Regions from separate parts of the Mus musculus genome. Here region 2 is linked to region 1. The links are chromatin contacts, found by Hi-C or POLR2A ChIA-PET in ENCODE. All regions are on one chromosome and are shown on one strand. The core of a region is the stretch at or near the end of the contact, and the rest is flanking DNA. Distances in the headings are between cores, read along the strand shown. Region 1 holds the start of Rere (arginine glutamic acid dipeptide (RE) repeats). Region 2 overlaps Rere (arginine glutamic acid dipeptide (RE) repeats).

Region 1 (6,523 bases), core at 3,998-6,497:
CAAGAATGGATGATCTTAGCCACTGAGCTATCTCTCTGCCTTCTCATCATGACCATTTCTTTTCTTTTGTTTTTTTTTTAAGCTTTTATTTATTTATTTTTTATATATATGACGAGTACACTGTATCTGTCTTCAGAGACACCAGAAGAAGGCATCAGATCCCATTACAGATGGTTGTGAGCCACCATGTGGTTGCTGGGATTTGAACTCAGGACCTCTGGAAGAGCAGTCAGTGCTCTTAACCGCTGAGCCATCTCTCCAGCCCTAATCATGACATTTTTATACACGTTTCCTGTCTTTTGATTATATTTACCCAGCCCTCATCATATCCCCTGCCTTCTCACGTTCTTCCTGCTGGTCCCTTTCTTTCTTCTAAATACTCTCCTTTCTATTTCCATGTCATCTGTCTGTGTGTCTGTATGTGTGTAGGATCACACCTCTGATTTGATTTCTATATGTACAAAAGTAAATTTAAAGAGATGACTCTTGCCCGGCGTGGTGGAGCATGCCTTTAATCCCAGCACTCAGGAGGCAGAGGCAGGTCGATTTCTGAGTTCGAGGCCAGCCTGGTCTACAAAGTGAGTTCCAGGATAGCCAGGGCTACACAGAGAAATGCTGACTCAATAACCCAAAAAAAAAAAAAAAAAAAAAAAAAAAAAGAAAGAAAGAAAAGAAAAGAGAAGAGAAGAAAAAAAGAAATGACTCTTAGAGAGATGGCTCAGTAGTTAAGAGCATCAGCTGCTCTCCCAGAGGGTCCAGGTTTGATTTCTGGCACCCACTCAGTGGCTCACTACTCTCTGTAACTCCAGTCTCAGGCAATTTGACAATGTTTTCCAGCCTCTGCAGGCACCAGGCATGCAAGTGGTCCACAGACATATGTGCAGACAAAACATCCGTACATACACAAATAAAACCAAAAAAAAAAAAAAACCATCTTTAAAAATCACTACCTAGGGATGTGCGATGGTCCTTTTTAGCTACACGGGGAGCTCAAAGCCAGCTTGGGCTAAGTGATTCCAATAACAACAACGATAATAACAACAGAGCTGGCATGTATTAAGGTTATAGAACTAACAAAAGTCTTTGATGTTTTTAGATTCAATAACAACAATCCTTCCCATTTTCTAAAGCTTGCTAACAAAAAAAATGAGGAAAAATGTTCTAATTTCACATAAAAAAAAAATCCCTACTAGATGTTTGACCTCTTTAACCTTCTGCAAATTATTTAACTTCCTTAAGTCCTAGTTCTTTGACCTTTAAAGTTAAAGTGATAATAACACACTTCATGGCTGTTGTCAGTACTGAGTGGGCAAAAGAACGTAACAGGCTGCACACGGCACTTGGGGCACAGTGAGCTTTCAATCATGGGTTCATAGTTGTTCTTATTAGAAAGGTTATTTCATTATCAGAGTCTGAGGTTCTAGGCAGGGAGTCTGTGCCATTTGGCTCTGTAGCTGGACCACAGTTCATGCATGGACCTGTTAAATAGACCTAGTTTGCTAATTTTATGTCCCTGTAGCATATTGTGCTTTATAATTATGTGGAATTTGGATACATCTACCTACATGCACATCTGTATTAATAAAAAAGGCCCAATTCCCTGCTCTTAGGAGGTGGAGGCGGGAGGATCATAACTTCAAGGTCTGTCTTCTGTGGGGTGGCTCAGGGAGTAAAATTCACTTGCTGTGCCAGACTGAGTTCAGATGGCGGCCTTAGGTAATTTTTTATTGTTGTGATAGCACATCTTATAGAAGAAAGAGTTTATTAGGCTGTGGCTTCAGAGGTTTAGAGTCCATCATGGTGGAGCAAAGGCAATCGGATAGGAACAGCTGAGAGGGTACACCTTGATCCACAGGTAGGAAGCAGAGATCGAGCACACTGGGAACTGAGAGAGACTTTTGAAACCTCAAAGCTCACCCTCAGTGACACACCTCCTCCAAGAAGACCACACCTCCTATCCTTCCCAAACTTTCAAACTGGGGACCAAGTATTCAAATATATGTGTCTCTGAGGGCCATTCTCATTCAAACCACCACATCCCTACAACCCAGGCAATAGCTGAGTTTGTCCTCTGATTTCCACATTTGTAGTATGTCATGCATGTACACATAAACACATGCATGCATATAAAAGGAGTAAATACTTATTTACTTATTGGATTTTTATTGAGACAGAGTCTCTCTTTAGGTGGCCCTGGCTATTCTGGAACTTATTATGTAGACCAGGGAGGGGCTTGATTTACAGAGATCCACCTGCCTGAGTGCAGCTTAGTTACTGAAAAATTCCTGGAAAATTTAGTCAGGTATAATAAAATTGGGCTGGAGAGATGGCGCGGTAGTTAAGAGCACTGACTGCTCTTCCAGAAGTCCTGAGTTCAATTCCCAGCAACCGCATGGTGGCTCACAACCATCTGTAATGGGATCTTGTGCACTCTTCTGATGTGTGTGTAAAGACAGCTCTGGTGTACTCATATAAGTAAAAAATAAATAATATTAAAAAATCATTAGCTATCTTCCTCATTTCTTTTTTAGCCATCATTAATTTAATTCATATTTTATTTATATATATGTTTGTGTTTCTTTTTTTTTTTTTTTTTTTTTTTTTTTTTAAAGATTTATTTATTTATTTATTGTAAGTACACTGTAGCTGTCCTCAGACACTCCAGAAGAGGGAGTCAGATCTCGTTACGGATGGTTGTGAGCCACCATGTGGTTGCTGGGATTTGAACTCCTGACCTTCGGAAGAACAGTCGGGTGCTCTTACCCACTGAGCCATCTCACCAGCCCCATGTTTGTGTTTCTTAATTTGTGTATGCACATATGTGTGCAGGTAATGCAGAGGCCAGAAGAGTGTGTCAGAGACCCAGCGGCTGACGTTGCTGCACTTGTGAGCTGCCCTGCATGGATGCTGGGAATTGCACTTCAGACCTCTGGGAGAGCAAGCAGCAAACATTATTAGACATCGAGCCAGCTCTTTATTCCCAAGTTCTCATTTTATTTGAAAGGGAAGAGTTTTTTCTTGTTGAAAGGTAGTAAGTGGTAAGGCTTAGTTGTGGGCCTTGGAGACTCAGCAGGTAAAAAGGCTCTTACTGCCAAGCTTAACTGCCTGAACTGCAAACCTGGAGTCCGTGGAGAGTGGACTAGAGAGACCCAAGACCCCCAAAAGCCTTCCTGGGATCACTGTAGCATGCATATACCCCTTATGAAGAAAAAAAATGTTAAATTAAAAAAAGACCCCATTTCCTTTCAGATCTCTTGGGCCGTACAGTTCAATGACATCTGCTAGTTGAAATTATTTTTAAAAGGAACTTTTGGATGTGGGAATTATAATCTGAATAGACACTCCAAAGAGAAAATTATCCCTCTATTTGAAATAGATGGGTGAATTATTTTAAGCCAAGCTCTATCCTTTAATTATTCTATTATATACAGACCTTAACTCCTCTGAGAAGAGTGTATGGTTTAAGGACACCAATAAGCATTTACAGAATATTAACAAACTAACAATAGGCTGATGATTCGCCCTGGACTCATGCCAGAGTCTGTGAAAGAACTCAATAAACATGATATGCATTTCAAAAACTGGTAATTATAATTAAAATTCCAAACCCCACGATCCTATAAATTATATTAAGTAGAATGGGAGCATTGGCTTGCCCTGGCTCAGGCTTATAGTATGTGGTACACATGGTGATAATGTCTTTGAGCATAGTGGGAATATAGTAATATTTTTTAAAGGTGATACTTGGATTTTCCTTTCCTTTTTTGTTGGCATTTTTAAGACAGAGTTTCCAAATGTAGCTCTGACTGGCCTGCAACTCACACTGTAGACCAGGTGGGCCTTAACCTTTAATTAAGATCTTCTTGCCTCTGGCTCTCTAGTGTTAAGATAACAGGTAAGAGCCACCAGGCCTTGGTGAAACTAGTCTACGCCTCCCCTCCCCCAACAGGGCACAGCTACTGCTCTCTTTAAAAGACTCTCCGTCGTAATGGTCTGTTCTTTATTACTATTTTTTTTTAAAGTCATATGTGTGTGTGTGTGTGTGTAGGTTTGTGCACATGGAGGCTAGAGGAGTGTTGGATTTCTCAGAGCTGTAGTTACAGGCAGCTTTAGCAGCCTGATGTGGGTGCTGGTAACCGAAGTGGGGTCTTCTGCAAAGAGCAGTTGAGCCCTGTTCTTTATTACTTAATGAGGCCTTTTATTATTCTCATCAATAAGCAGCACAATTCACCAATTCACATTTTCTTTTCTTTTTTTTTTTTCACTTCAGTTTCGGTCAAACATTATTTTTAAAACATTATGAACTACCCATCAGAACAAATAACTTCGAATCCACTCTGTAGCTCCCCTTGAACCTCAAGGAATAGGAATCTGTCTCTTAAATGAAATAAGCAATTATGGCTCTGGTAATAATAAGAGCAAGGGGACAGTCGCCAAGCCCACCCCTAAGACCGACCCGCTTGAGGTAGACCATCCCGAGGGTCAGTACAGGGCTGGCCGCTGGGAGCTCTGCCTGTGGCCGAGCAGGGCGGACCAAGCACAAAGCCGCGCCTGGGGCGGGGAGCCCATCTCCCAGGTTCCGGCCGCCGCCCGGAGCGTGCACTAAGGGCTCGGCCGCGCCGCCACCAAAGCCTGGCCTCTCCCCTTGCCTTGCCTTCTGCTCATTTTATTAAAAAGGAAGAAAAAAAAAAAAAAAGAGAGAGAGAAGAAAAAAAAGGAGGAAAAAAAGAAAAAAAAAAAAAAAAAAGAAAATGGAAGAGCGAGCTGGAGCAAACATCCCGCCCCCAGGCCCGCCTTCCGCCTCCTATTGGCCCGTCCTCTACTGACGTCACGAAGAGACAGACCAATGGTGATGGTCGATACTGCGAGGTGGGCCGGGCCCGAGCGCGGAGTGGGCGGCGGGTCGGCGCAGCAGCCCCGCGGCTCCGCCACCATCGCGGAGGTGCCGCTGCTCCCACAGACGCTCGCGAGCCGCCCCCCGCGCTCCGCAGCCTCTCGCCCCGCCGGGCCTCGGTCCCCGCCTCCTTCCCCGCGCCTCGTCCCCTCACGCGCTCCCCACCTTGTTTCCGCCTCATTTTCTCTCCTAGTTGAGGGGTAGGAAAAAAAAAAAAAAACCCTACCATCCTCCGGTGGGAGCCACTCGCCCTCTGGGAAAAAAAAATCCACAAAACCAGACATGGTCCTGGGCTCCCACTGCTGAAGGCTTGGCCCACCCGAGGAGGTCGAAGTCCCGGCAGGGAAGCCCCGCAGCCCCCCGGTGTCGCATCCCCGCGGGCCGGCCCCTTCGGCCCCGCGCCCACCGCCCTCGGTCCGCCGCCGGCCCCCGCGGCCTCCCTCCCGGTCCCTGCACTTTCCCCGGAGCCCGGCCGCCACCCCTCTCATTGATGGTGTAGCGCCCGAGGGGAAGGTAAGTGTCCAAGTTGTCAGCGCCGCGCCGCGGGCGCCCCTCCTCGGCCCCTCTTTCTGGGGTCGGAGTGCTCTGGGTGGGCGGTGGGGCTCGGCCGGGAAAGCCGAGGCGGAATGCGAAGGGTGAGAGTGGAGGCGAGCCCTCGGGGAACCATGGGCCGGACGCTGCCTTTGGTCCTGTGCGAGCCAGGTGACTGTACTACGTGCTTCTTGACCCCTGCTCTCTCTTGGCTTCTTAGGCACGCTCTGGAACTAGTCTGAGGTTAAACTGTTACACGCCACTAGCTGAGCAGCTCAACTGTGAGAGGGAAGGACCCGAAGCTGTGCATTTCTTGGATATTTGTGAATGTGGGGGTCTGGGAACGGACTCATTAAAGTCTCATTTCACATTAGGAGGAAGACTCCTCCTTTGTGTCTCTCTTCTCAGGCTCTGTGATTCCAAAATTAGGGAACCAAATACCACTTGGAGCGGCGTAGAATTCTGTCATGATTTTAAGTTCTGCTGTCTGAAGGAGGGTGCCTTCTTTCTTTCTTTATATTTTTTTAGGGTTATGGGAAGAAGGTAGTTTTACATCGAATGGGGTGTGTGTTGTGTTGAGGGAGTATTGCAGGTTTCCTTTGAAACTGTTCGCTTGAGAAGTTGTTGAAATGAAAATAAAATGATTCATTGTTGAATAGTCATTATCCTCTGTCTCTTTTCCAAGGTTTGCTTACTTTTTTTTTTTTTTTTGATTACAGACTTCAAACATTGATTTCAGCAGAATGTGCCCTTGAGAAACTGGGTGCTTTAAATGTTTCAGTATGTGCTGCTATTTTAAGGTGGCTCTGAAAAAGTAGTTTTGTATGAATCTTGAAATAGCCTTCTGCAAAGCAATTCTTAAGACTAAACAAAACAAAACAGATTAACTAGTGAGTGTGAGCTTGGTGGATTACAAAACAGACATTTAGTGCAGCTCAAATGAATAATACATCCTAGGTTAGATTTCAAATAGCTTTTATAATTGCTTTCCATTTAAAGAGAGACCTTTTTGTCTGGTGTACACTGGTTTCTTTAGTCTCAGTCTGATGGGGGAGGGGAGGGAGAGGATTATCTATACAATAATAAAATCATCTTTGG
Region 2 (6,220 bases), core at 7-2,506, 300 kb after region 1:
GGTTTGGATTGGGGGGAAGGGTTAAGGATGGTGACTTTTGCATGTTTGAGTATTTGAGAGGCCTAAGAAGGACATAGATCCAGTCGCCTTGGTACGTTGTTGATGGTTCCCAGCAGCAGGGCTTGGTTCTGTTTGGGAAATGTGTCAGTGAGGTGCTTTGAGCAGGTCAGTTCCTGGTCCTAAGTTAACAGGAGGAGTTAACAATCCACCAGAGAGCCGAAGACAGCCAAGCCTCAGGGAGTCCCATAGCTCCTGGCTGCCTCCAGTGCTCATCTTGGTTTTGTACTTGCTGGGACTCACCTAAGAAATGGGAGGGAGAGCCTGGTCTACAGAGTGAGTTCCAGGACAGCCAGGGCTATACAGAGAAATCCTGTCTCGAAAAACCAAAAAAAAAAAAAAAAAAAAAGAAAAGAAAAGAAATGGGAGGGAGGTCCTTGCTTCAAAATAGCAGGATTTCTTTACCCTTGTCTTCACTTGCATGTGGTTCATGAGAAACACAAGAGACTTCTTTCTGATTAGTGGGAAACTATTTTAGGGCAGGATGGCAAGGAGGAGTCCCCTTGTCCTCCCTGACAGCCTGCCCCTGATCAGCAAGGGCTTCTTAACTTGTTTGGGGGGCTCCCCAAACAATGTTCTTCTGGCTTTTTGTTCACCTGCTTTCTTCCATACTTCATTCCAGCACATGTAACCTTTAAACCAAAAATGTATTGCTCATAACAGAGCAAGCCTCTTCTGCTTTTATTTTGAAAAGTCCTCCCTGTTGTTAATGTTGAGGGTATTGGTGCTGAACGCCTGTTCCAAGTAGGCAGCATTTGTGCATCCCAGAGGGGCTTTTGATGCATTTCCTTACCTCTGCCCTCCTTTCTCTGCGGTGCAGAAACCTGTAATGATCTGTGAAGCTTGGAGACTTCAGTGCAGAACAGTAGTGGTTTTAAGGACCCCCTCCCACCTTATAAAAGGCTTGCCAGGTTCCACATGCTGGGTTCTGACTCCCTGAAAAGCTAGCCTCTCACAGGCTTTTGGTTGTATGGCAGGGCATCCTGGGTTGGGGCCTTGATATGGCTTTTTTGAAACATTTTTCCTCCTTTTCTCCCACCCTTTGAAAAATTGTAATAAAAATTCTGGGCTTGTGGCCAGCCTGTGGGATGCGATACAGTAGAAATGTCTCTGGTGCCCTTTGTTACTGCTCGGCTTTGATTAAGTTTGTTTCCAGTAAGTTTAACCCTGCTCCCCTTGCCCCGCCTGCTCCTCATGGCTGAGGAGGCTGATTGAGCCAGGGTTAAGCATGGTGTTGTGCAAGCTGCTGAGGCCTCGTGGACGCCTTGTGCCTGGCAGAGGAAGCAAGGCAAAGCATGTCTTTGCAACGTGATGTTTTCTTCCTTGGCTGCCGTGTGCTTTTGAGTGCGGGAGGCGACGAGCTGTGTGGAAGCTGTGTCGGTCTCCTTTGCTGCTTTTGCTCAGGGGTTCCAGGAGAGAGCATGTTCCATGTACAACATGCTCTCTCTGTTTCTTTTTAAAATTGTGACACACTCTGGCTGTGTGGCCTAGGCTGACCTCTAACTCCATTTTCCTGCTTCTTGAGTGCTAGGGTTATTGGTATAGGCCTCCATGTGAGGCTGTACAGCTGGTCTTGAGATTCTGTTAAGTTTAAAATCATGCTGTCCAACCTCTGCGACTCTGCCTGGTGCAGGGCGGAGGCTCCCAGAGCAGCATTGAGCAAACAGCGGTGCTCCTTTGATCTTCTGTGGCTCTCCATTTCAAAAGAAAAAAGTGGTTGAAGCTTTAGAATTTTTTTTTTAATATTGCTTTGACCTCATATTTATAGCTCTTTTCATCCTAGCAACAGAGAACCCTTCAGACAGCATTTTCCCAGTCCTCCCAACTCACTGGAGGGTGAGAGCCAAGATAGTAGATATGAACACAGGGAACATCAGGCAGGTCTTAAGGTGGCCCTTACATACACCGTGCAGCCTCAGTGCTGGGTGCTTGCTCGGTTTTTAGGCAGTGTTTACTTTTCATAGAAAGAAAGTGAGATTTTACTCCTATAATTCCTGACTTACTGTAGGATTCTTTGGCCAGCACACAGGGATGAAGTCTCATGTAAATCTGTGCAATCCCTTTGTATCCGAATGATCTGGGGACACTGGCCTGTAAGCTAGCAGAGGGCATTATGATAAAAACTTGTTTGATTCATGTTGTAGAGTCTCAGTCTCTTGGGAAAACAGTGGCCCCACTTCCTTCCAGACTAGCCTGTCAGAACTGAGTTGTTTGAAGACAAAATTCTGTAATGACCAGCACTGCTCTGTGGTCCTCAAGTCTATAGAAGATCCAAATCACCAAACAGAAATTGGCCACAGAAGGAGTCTCTGCCAAATACGGTTTCCTCAGGTTCCCCAAGGTGACTGAATCTGCACCTACACTCTGTAGTGCCAGCTGACTGCCCGTGTATGCATTAGTTTCCCGCTCCAGCCAGAGCTTCTTTGGATGGTAGAGATTTTGAGGTGAGGGTTTGGGAGGATTTTGTTGTTTTGTTTTGTTTTTTCCAAGACAGGGTTTCTCTGTACAGTCCTGACTATCCTGGAACTCACTTAGAGGTGTGCCTACCTCTGCCTCCTCCTGAGTACTAGGGTTAAAGACTGTGCATTGGACTTTTGTTTTTAAATTTGTGGTTTTGATGGAGCTTTGGAAGATAGGTGGGGCTAGTTCTTCTCACCACTTCTCCCAAAAACCTATGAATTCTGATTATTGCCTCTTAGTTTTCTAAAGACTGTTTGAATAAGTGGAGTGGAAATGTCAACTTCTCTAGCTGCAATAGTTTCTTGTTTTTCACACATGTACAAACATCTTTGTGGATGTAATAGAATGATTTAAAATGTCTGGCTAAGCCCTATGTAATTCTACTACTATTCAAATTCCTTCTGCTTGCTTGGGGTTATGGACATGTAGAGAAAGGCTTTTCACACAAACTATTCCTGAGAGTGCTTCCCTCCGTATTCATTCCTTCATTTAGTCATTGTGTATGAGCATGCACATGCATGCTCATGCCAATGTGTGCATATGGAAGTCAGAAAAGACCTTTGTATTGCTGGGGGGGCGGGGTGTTAGTTTGCACATGCATGCATGTCTGCCTGCCTGAGTCTATGCACATGGGGTACCTGGACCTGTACCAGCACCTGCACATATAGAAGCCAGCAGAGAGGGTTCAGTGTGCTCTGTCCCTCTTCTGTTCTTTTGAGGCAGGGTCTCTACCTGAATCTGGAGCTCTCATTGTCTCACGTATTCTAGAAGCCAGAAAACCACAGGTAATATTCATGTCTCCTCCACTCCCCTCAGAGTTAGGGTTACATGTGTTCATTAGGTGCCTACCTTGGTTGCTAGGATCTGAACTCCAGTCCTCTTGGCTATGTATTAAGTGCTTTAAACACTGTGGCACCTGTGAAGAAGTGTGTGTAGTGTGACACAAGGTATTTGGAAGCGTTTTATTATTGTTTATTTGTGGAATTGTTTGCTTGACAGAGGGTCTCATGTAGCCAGTTCTGGCTTCAGACTTGCTGCATGGTCAAAGCTAACCTTTTCTGTTAGCTACTTGTCTTGCTTGGACAGAATATCTGGTAAAAGCATCCCCCACCCCTGAGACAGGGCTTCTCTGTGTATCCAGCTGTCTTGGAACTAGCTCTATAGACCAGGCTGGTCTGGAACTCAGAGATAACACCTTCCTGCCTCTGCTTCCTGAGTGCTGGGATCAAAGATGTGCGCTGCCACCTCTTGGGTATAATAGAAACTTTAACAAAGGAGGGGTTTATTTTGATTCACAGCACCAAGGATACAGAATTATTTTCGTGGCAGTGAAGTTATAATGGAGGAACATGAGGCAGATACTGTCAGGAAGTAAGAGATGAATTCTGGTGACCCCAGTCCAAGGCATGGTGCACCTACAGGAAAGTGGGTCTCCCACCTTGTTTAATCTGGATAATCCCTCATAGGCAAGTCCAGAGACTTAATTCCTAGGTGATTGTTGATCTGTTAACTGACTACAAGTATAAACCACGGTCTTGACCTCCTGATCATCCTGCTGTCACTTCCCCAGTGATGGTGTCACAGACATTCGCCCTAGCCCCTAACCTCTAACCCTAAGCTCAAATGCAGTTTGCTGCATATCACACTCTACGCAGTGAGCTTACTTCTCATTCCTAGTAGTGATGACTTGTGGTGTACTAGATAATATGTAATCTGGAAACAGTGACTGCCCAAAAGTCTAACATCATAGTTATGGATAAAGCTTTTAGTTTAAGATGAGGACCAAAATAAGGACGCTCAATCTTACTGCATCCCGCATAGGTGTGGGTGTGTGTGTGTGAGAGAGAGAGGGGGGGGGGAGAACGAGAACGAGAACGCAAGGAATGGGAAGACAAACTTGAGATTTGTGATCTGTTTATATAGAAAACCCAGAGACTATAAATGGAACTATGGAGACATGGAAAAATTGCTGTGGTTGAAATAGTGAAAGTGAGTGATGTTTTGTGGACCCATGAGAGCCAAGTAAAACATAAGAGAGATTTAAATGTTGTCTAAGGTGGCAATAGGAAGTATAGGGTCCTTGCAGTGGGTATGATATTTGATCTGTGAGGCCTTCGCTTAAAAACAACAACAAAAAGCTATTAAACAAAGGCATTTCCAAGGATGAGGGAGCCAGGGAAGATACAGTCTCAGCACTCAGGAGACCTTGGCAGGGATGCAGGCAAATGTAGGCTGCATAATAGGGAGATGCTATTTAAAAACAGCTAGCCAAAGCCTGGATGAATAGGTGACAATGGTGGTTGTGGGTGCTTCTAAATAAATTCAACATGACTTCAATTTAAAAATGTTTTCATTAAACAGAATTGGCTTCACACTTATAATGCTGTTTAGACTGCCCTGTCTCCATCTCCCAAGTGCAGGGGTTATAGGCATGAACCACCACTGAACAGGCAAACATTTTCTTGTTTTGTGGGGTCAGGGAGCAAACTCAGGGCTATGTGCTACTGCCGTTCAAAGCTTTGACATTTTGAGTGTGTTGTTTCCTCTGTGATGTTGCTGAACACAATAAATGTGACCAGGAAGCTGTATTGTGATAGGGTTTTTTGCATGGTTGTTGAAAATAGAGAGCTCAAAGTTGAATTTTAAGGCTTAGTTTTTCTATTCAGTACTTAAATCCATGAAATATGGGGCCAAAAAGGACTCTGACTAAGTTAAACTGAAAATCAGATTGTATAGGCACTGGGTGTAGGTCAGTGGTAGTGAACTTGCCTAACAGACTCAAGGCTCTTCATTCCATCTCTGGCACCTCAAAAAATCAATTCGTTTACAAGTTAACACAGTTGAAATTATAGCTGATGCTAATTAAGGCCCTTTATGTACCAGGCAATGTTTGGAGCATTTGATCTGGATGCAACTCAGTACAGTCATGTTGCAAGCTGCTCCTACCTTCCCCCTTAGCCTTCAGCACCAGATCAGAAGATGCCCCACAGCTGAGCTCTTTTCCTGCTTCCTAGGAATGCAAACAAGGCCTCGGAGGGAATTGTTCACTCTCTGATATTATTAAGCTTATTCTTGTGCTTGGCTTCTTTGGGCTGAGGGGTAGATAGACAGTCTCTGGTGAAGGAAGTCTGAAGCCTTAGTGTTCAGAACTAGCCAGCCACAGTGAATCTTCGGATTGTTGGTAATTTTTTGGTTTCATTTTGTTTACATGTGTTTGTTTACTCAGCCAGTCACTAGACATTCAAGTTCCTCTGTGAAATATATTTTAGTTGGAAGCAGGTGGGGTACAAAAAAGTATGTATGAATTAAAAACAAACAAGAACCATGTTTACTTTATCTTTCGATGTTTTAGACTTCTAAGAAAAGCACAGAGAACAGGTGAAGGGTGTGATAACTGCCGTATAGGGACCGCAAGACATTTGTACCGGGTTTCTGCCGGGTTGTGGCTTGCATCCCAAGTTCACATTTTGTTTCTATTTTGCCTTTGTTATAGTCTCCTAAAGCTGTCAGGTGACTCAAATTAAATAAGCACTGGGTAGTCCAAGTACCTGTCAGGGGGGCCTACAGCAGCGTCTTCCCTCTTCCAGGAAGTCTCTGGTGAGTGGGAGTGTGTGCAGTTCTGACTTGGCCGCCCTCTTGCCAGGACTGCTGCAGTGAGGGTTACTGAGCCTAGATGATGAAGTGATCTTGCACTGGCAAACCT

What was found. A loop is a pair of places that touch in the nucleus more often than their neighbours do. ChIA-PET counts read pairs that join two places held with the same protein, here RNA polymerase II (POLR2A).
Region 2: a map of Patski shows a loop between it and region 1 (2.2-fold over the local background). The contact joins the enhancer-like site here to the promoter of Rere in region 1. A Hi-C loop is called at or near these places in 2 of 37 maps with a recorded cell type or tissue (Patski and left cerebral cortex). POLR2A ChIA-PET finds 5 or more read pairs at or near these places in 1 of 5 experiments (Patski).

What each region holds. Positions count from the first base shown.
Region 1 is chr4:150,276,669-150,283,191 of GRCm38, forward strand. Rere (arginine glutamic acid dipeptide (RE) repeats) reads left to right here and starts at 5,248. Exons shown (of 23, transcript NM_001085492.1): 1 at 5,248-5,407.
Region 2 is chr4:150,582,320-150,588,539 of GRCm38, forward strand. All of the region lies in intron 12 of Rere (arginine glutamic acid dipeptide (RE) repeats), which reads left to right. Among named protein-coding and RNA genes, the nearest start is that of Slc45a1, 67 kb to the right of the region's middle. Within about 2 kb of position 1,257, at least 1 of the 3 ENCODE cell types and tissues checked has a DNase peak (open chromatin) inside an H3K27ac peak, as active enhancers do.